Regions from separate parts of the Homo sapiens genome. Here region 1 is linked to region 2. Evidence: read pairs that join two places in POLR2A ChIA-PET (ENCODE). Cell type or tissue: GM12878. All regions are shown on one strand. Each heading gives the region's core, and the rest is flanking DNA. Links, peaks and the distances in the headings are about the cores only.

Region 1 (2,919 bases), core at 263-2,762, 66 kb before region 2:
GCTGAGCTGACCTAGATTTAGGCTGTAGTTTGGGGGGCACGTTTCCTGAGGCCTGGCTTCTCCTTGGGCTGCTAAGGAGGCACTGCTTGGGCTCAAGATCCTCCTGCTGCTGTCAATCCCAACTGCTCGTACACACCAGCTGCCCAGCCTACTCCTCTAGCACCCTGACTTTCCTGCAGCTGCTGGGCAGTCCTACAGCCAAGCTTGGGGGGCCCAGTAGCTGCTTATCAGCCTACAGACCCAGACTTGGTAAACAGGAGCCCTCAATCTAATGCTAGCTGCGAGAGGTTTTACTCAAAGTCCATCCTGGCAGGAGACGGGCTGGCGGTGGCATCCTGGAAGGGGTGGAGAAAGAATAAGGCCAGGATCCTCGGGGCTCCAGGCTCTACTTTCAGGGGCTTCAAAATTTTCAAGCAAGATGGGCACAGTGGCTAATGCCTGTAACCCCAGCACTTTGGGAGGCCAAGGCAGGTGGATCACCTGAGGTCAGAAGTTCGAGACCAGCCTGGCCAACATGGTGAAACCCCATCTCAAAAAAAAAAAAATTCCAATCAGAGGGGAAATGCTGGGAAAGCAGAGCAGATTTCATCACCCCAGACAGGTCATCCCATCTACCCTCAGATTGAAGAGAGCTGGGGTGCCATGCCTGTCCATTTTCAGCTTTGGCAGCTGGTGCAGTGAAAAGTTTGAGTTCTGGAATCAATTAGGACTTAGTTCTAGTTCCAGGTCTGATATATAGGCACTCAAGCTTTCCAAATGCATTTTCTCATCTGTAAAACAAATCAATATTTAATAATGACTAGCATTTACTGAACATTTACTATGTGCCAGGCTATGAAATAGTTACTATCATTATCCATAGTTTTCAAATAAGCTAGTAAGTGACAGAAACCATTGTCTACCCCCTCTTCTTCCTTGCTGACCAGTGTGGGTAAATCTTAGTCTAAGTCCATCATGGGAATTCCATTCTCCTGCCAGTCATTAGTCTAGGAATGGAAATGGGACATAGCTCTGCCCAGTGAGATCCATGCGAAAATCTAGGGTCTTCTTTTTTTTTTTTTTTTTTTTTTTTTTTTTGAGACGGAGTCTCGCTCTGTCGCCCAGGCCGGACTGCGGACTGCAGTGGCGCAATCTCGGCTCACTGCAAGCTCCGCTTCCCGGGTTCACGCCATTCTCCTGCCTCAGCCTCCCGAGTAGCTGGGACTACAGGCGCCCGCCACAGCGCCCGGCTAATTTTTTGTATTTTTAGTAGAGACGGGGTTTCACCTTGTTAGCCAGGATGGTCTCGATCTCCTGACCTCATGATCCACCCGCCTCGGCCTCCCAAAGTGCTGGGATTACAGGCGTGAGCCACCGCGCCCAGCCAAATCTAGGGTCTTCTAAGGCACCCTTCCTCTCTTTTCACCTTTCAATATTATAGCAAATGCACTGTCTGGAGCTGCTGCAGCTATTTCGCAATTCTGAGGGCAATAGCCAATACACTGAAAGCAGCAGAGCAGAAAGTTTAAAGAATGTTGATTCTTGATGCCATCATTAGGCAAACTGACCAACATTGAAACTGAAGTGGTTATCTCTGGACCTCTTACATGAGAGAAAAGGTTTCCTTATTGTTTTGACACTACCATTTATTTAGTGTAATCTATCTATCCTTACTATAGGCAGACTACACCACTATGCTTTCAGACTCAGAAGAAAAAAATCCAACTGAGAGTGTCACCTTGCCTGAGGTTCACACTAGTCAGAATGGGAATTAGCATTTTGTAGTGAACATGAAATGGAGTAATAGAGACTTCTTTTCCACCCTCAAAGCAATCTGTAGGCTGATAGCTAGAATATTTGCATAAATAAGTGAACTGTTTCTCACTATAGTCCCTCATGGGAGGTACATCACTTCCCAAAAGCCCACAGCCCTGCCAACCTAAGATAAAGATGGTGGTGACATAATAGCAGGTGCCCTAACGTGTTGTCCACTTTTCCCCTGAGAACTGTCACACATATGCACCCTTCCTACCCCCAAGGACCTCTGGGATTCCTCCCAGGCTTTGGGCCCTGCTGTACCATTCAGCATTTCATGGAGTTGGCTGTCCCTCATCTCCACGTAGGTGTCAAGGAGCACTGGACTGGGTGCCACAGATCACCACCAGAGCTTGATTTCAGGTCCTGTCAAATGACTCAATGCCTACCTGTTAGCTCTGCACATCTAATATGTCAGAGAAAAAAAGGAGTGGGAGGGAATCTCTAATATGTCTCAAAGGGCATAGGCAGAAGCAAGTACTTAAGCTCTGCATACAGAACCTGTACGTTTTAAATATGTATTAAAAACCTTAAAAACATGCATGTGTTTTGAACCAGCACCCTCACTTCTAGGGGAAGAAAATAAGTATGCAAAAGTGATTTACTGTGAGGCTTACGAGAGCAAAAAATTGAGAATAACCCAAATGTTCCTCATGGGGGATTAAATACATTATAGTACATCCTTGCAATGGAATACTATGCAGCCATTAACAGCAATGAGGCAAAAGAGACATGAAACAGTGTTATAGTTTATAAGGTTTTAAAAGGAGGAAATAAAATAGGATATATGGTTTTATTTTCATTTAAAAAAAATATATATCTGTTTAAAGGCACAGAAAAAAGTTCAGAGGTATACTTACACCAAGGCATTAAAAGTGGTTATTTGGGGCATCAGAATTTTGGTTGATTTAAATTTCTTTTCTGCTTATTTTGTATTTTCATATGACATGAGGAATGTTAATATGCATAACATGTACTCCTCACAAAAGAGTAGTAAAGCTAAAAAGAGAAAGCAGTGCCAGGTAGACAAAATGTCTCTTTCAACACTGGCTGACCCTGGATATTATACTGGTAACAAGATGATAGACTCTGTGTTCTACCATGTTCCTGCTGTGACAGCTGCAT
Region 2 (2,919 bases), core at 277-2,776:
GTAAATTTAAGTTTAAACTTTTCCTACTTTCTCATGAAGTTTCTGTTTATGATGGTAAGAATCAAGGAAAAGGTTTTGTTTTGTTTTTGTTTTTGTTTTTTGAGATGGAATTTCACTCTTGTTGCCCAGGCTGGAGTGCAATGGCGTGATCTCAGCTCACTGCAACCTCCGCTTCCCAGGTTCAAGTGATTATCCTGCCTCAACCTCCCAAGTAGCTGGGATTACAGGCATGCGCTACCATGCCCAGTTAATTTTGTATTTTTAGTAGAGACGGGGTTTCTCTATGTTGGTCAGGCTGGTCTTGAACTCCCGACCTCAGGTGATCCACCTGCCTTGGCCTCCCAAAGTGCTGGCATTACAGGCATGAGGTTTTTGTTAATATGCACTTTACATCACCCCTTTTCTGGTGATTTGGGAGCACTACCTTGGTCTGCATATGTGGCTTAAACAAGATGGAAATTTATTTCTCTTTTACATACATAGAAGTTCACAGGTTGTTGGTATGGCAGATCCATAAACATAAAAAAAGTACAAATTATAAGTGTAAAACTCCATGAATTTTGTTATTATTATTATTATTACTGTTATTATTGAGACAAGGTCTGACTCTGTCACCCAGGCTGGAATGCAGTGGCACAATCTCAGCTCACTGCAACCTCTGCCTCCTGGGCTCAAGTGATCCTCCTGCCTCCGCCTCCTGAGTAGCTGGGACTACAAGCATGCACTACCATGCTTAGCTAATTTTTGTATTTTTATAGAGACAGGGTCTCACTATGTTGCTCAGGCTGGTCTTGAACTCCTGAGCTCAAGCGATCCATCTGCCTCAGTCTCCCAAAGTGCTGGGATTACAGGTGTGAGCCACCATACCTGACCAGCTCCATGAATTATTACAAAGCAAATATAGTATTTTAACCATTAACCAGACCAAGATATAGGACATTACTAGCCCTCCAGAAGGCCTACTTCTGAGGAAATGAACTTTGGAATCCTTCTGTGAGTGCCTTATTTTATTTTATTTTATTTTATTTATTTGAGACAGGGTCTTGCTCTGTCACCCAGGCTGGAGTGCCGTGGTGCAGTCATAGCTCACTGAAGCCTTGAGCTCCTGGGCTCAAGCAATCCTCCCACCCCCAGCCTCCTGAGCAGCTGGAACTATAGGGACACCCTACCATGACCAGCTAATTTTTAAAAAAAATTTTTGTAGTGATAAGGACTCACAATCTTTTCCAGGCTGGTAATGATAAATTTTAAATTGGGAGGATAAATAGTCTTCTGGCAACCAGATGAGGGGGTGGACTTAGGGGAAAATTGGGGGAACAATGGTGCCAACACGAAGTCACATGACCCATAGCAAGACCAAGCAAGAACCTGCAAATAGAGGTAAAAGGGCCCAGCTTTGTATCGTGCCAAAACCAACTCCAACACCAAGCTTCTGGGTTCAGGGCAGAAAAACAAGTCAATGCAAGGGCTGTACCCAGAGGCATCTGGAGAAGAGTCAGACAGTGAATATGAACTATCCCAGGAACGTGAGCCCACACAGGATAGTGTTCAGCCAATATTTCAGCATGCCTCCGCTGTAGGTTTATTTCAACCTTCAGAGATTTGATGCAAGTCCCTTCCTCAACCCAGAATGAGGACAAATGCATCCATGGAATTACGTGGACTGAAGCCCTGGTTTGGCCTTGACCACATGCTGGTCCCAGACCTGAGAAAAACTCTCTTGCTACACCTCAGTAGCTACCATCTGACTGCCTTGGGCTCCCCCTCTCTCCAGCAGAGAGAACAATACTCAATCACTGCCCCCACCCACAAACACTCTGGTTATGCCCTAATTCTGTGGGGCCAGAACTGGTTCAGGCTCTAATCCAGAAACTGCTGCTTCCCAGAGACCATAGAAATATTCTCACTCTCTCACTCTCCCTCAGCCTTGATCATAGGTCTCCCACCCATGGCCAGAGCTGACCCAGCTCCTCAGCTCTGCACACACCTGCACACACTGGCCCTGCATCCTCTGACTGGACCCACTCTGGCCTCGATTCTCACCCTCACCTCCAGCTGTTGCTCCACAGGCCTCAGAAGTGAGGTCTCTTTCATTTTTCTTCCTTCACGTCAAGGCTTGACTCACTCTGTCTGCTGGGCTTCTCTGCACTTGGCATTTCCTTTTTCTCTGGTTATAGGAGGAGGAAGACAATTTCTCCCATGGGTCCCAGAATTCCTTTGTGGGATTAAATTGTCCTTATGTGACTCAGAAACCACCAGCTTGCCTCTGTTATCTGACCTCTAGGAATGGAACTTCTATTTTGTAACTCTGCTGGCCAGAAAGGGTCTCAGGAGGCTCTCTCTGGGACTTCCCCTTCTGGTACTCTGGTGCTTTACCTGCCTCTAAATTGAGCATGTCCTGTAAATGGCTCTCATGGAATGGTTTTCTTCTTTGAAAAATAAGTTTATAACAGCTTTTTTGAGATACATTTCACATACCATACAATTCACCCATTTAAAGGGTACAATTCAATGGATTTTTGTTTATTCACAGAATTCTGCAACCATTACCACAATTGATATTACAACATTTTCATTGCTAAAAAAAAAAAAAAAAAAACAAAAAAAGGCCAGGCACGGTGGCTCATGCGTGTAATCCCAGCACTTTGGGAGGCCGAGGCGGGCGGATCACGAGGTCAAGAGATCGAGACCATCCTGGCCAACATGGTGAAACCCTGTCTCTACTAAAAATACAAAAATTAGCTGGGCATGGTGGCGTGCGCCTGTAGTCCCAGCTACTTGGGAGGCTGAGGCAGGAGAATCACTTGAACCCAGGAGGTGGAGGTTGCAGTGAGCCGAGATCGCGCCACTGCACTCTAGCCTGGCAAGAGAGCAAGACTCCATCTCAAAAAACAAAAAAAAAAACAAAAAAGCCCTGCC

The links. Peaks named below come from ENCODE experiments on the same cell type or tissue, not always from the same donor. Only the 100,000 strongest peaks of a DNase experiment are listed, where the experiment ranks them.
Region 1: POLR2A ChIA-PET joins it to region 2 with 5 read pairs; 23 of 35 experiments call an interaction of 5 or more read pairs at or near these places.

The regions. Positions count from the first base shown.
Region 1 is chr1:34,979,003-34,981,921 of GRCh38, forward strand. It overlaps TMEM35B (transmembrane protein 35B), which reads right to left. Exons shown (of 3, transcript NM_001195156.2): 3 at 2,378-2,919. Among named protein-coding and RNA genes, the nearest start is that of TMEM35B, 4.9 kb to the right of the region's middle. In GM12878, for the core only: no CTCF peak of the experiment used is centred there; a DNase peak (open chromatin) is centred at 1,795.
Region 2 is chr1:35,045,453-35,048,371 of GRCh38, forward strand. No RefSeq gene overlaps it. Among named protein-coding and RNA genes, the nearest start is that of ZMYM6, 15 kb to the left of the region's middle. In GM12878, for the core only: a CTCF peak has its summit at 1,758; no DNase peak of the experiment used is centred there.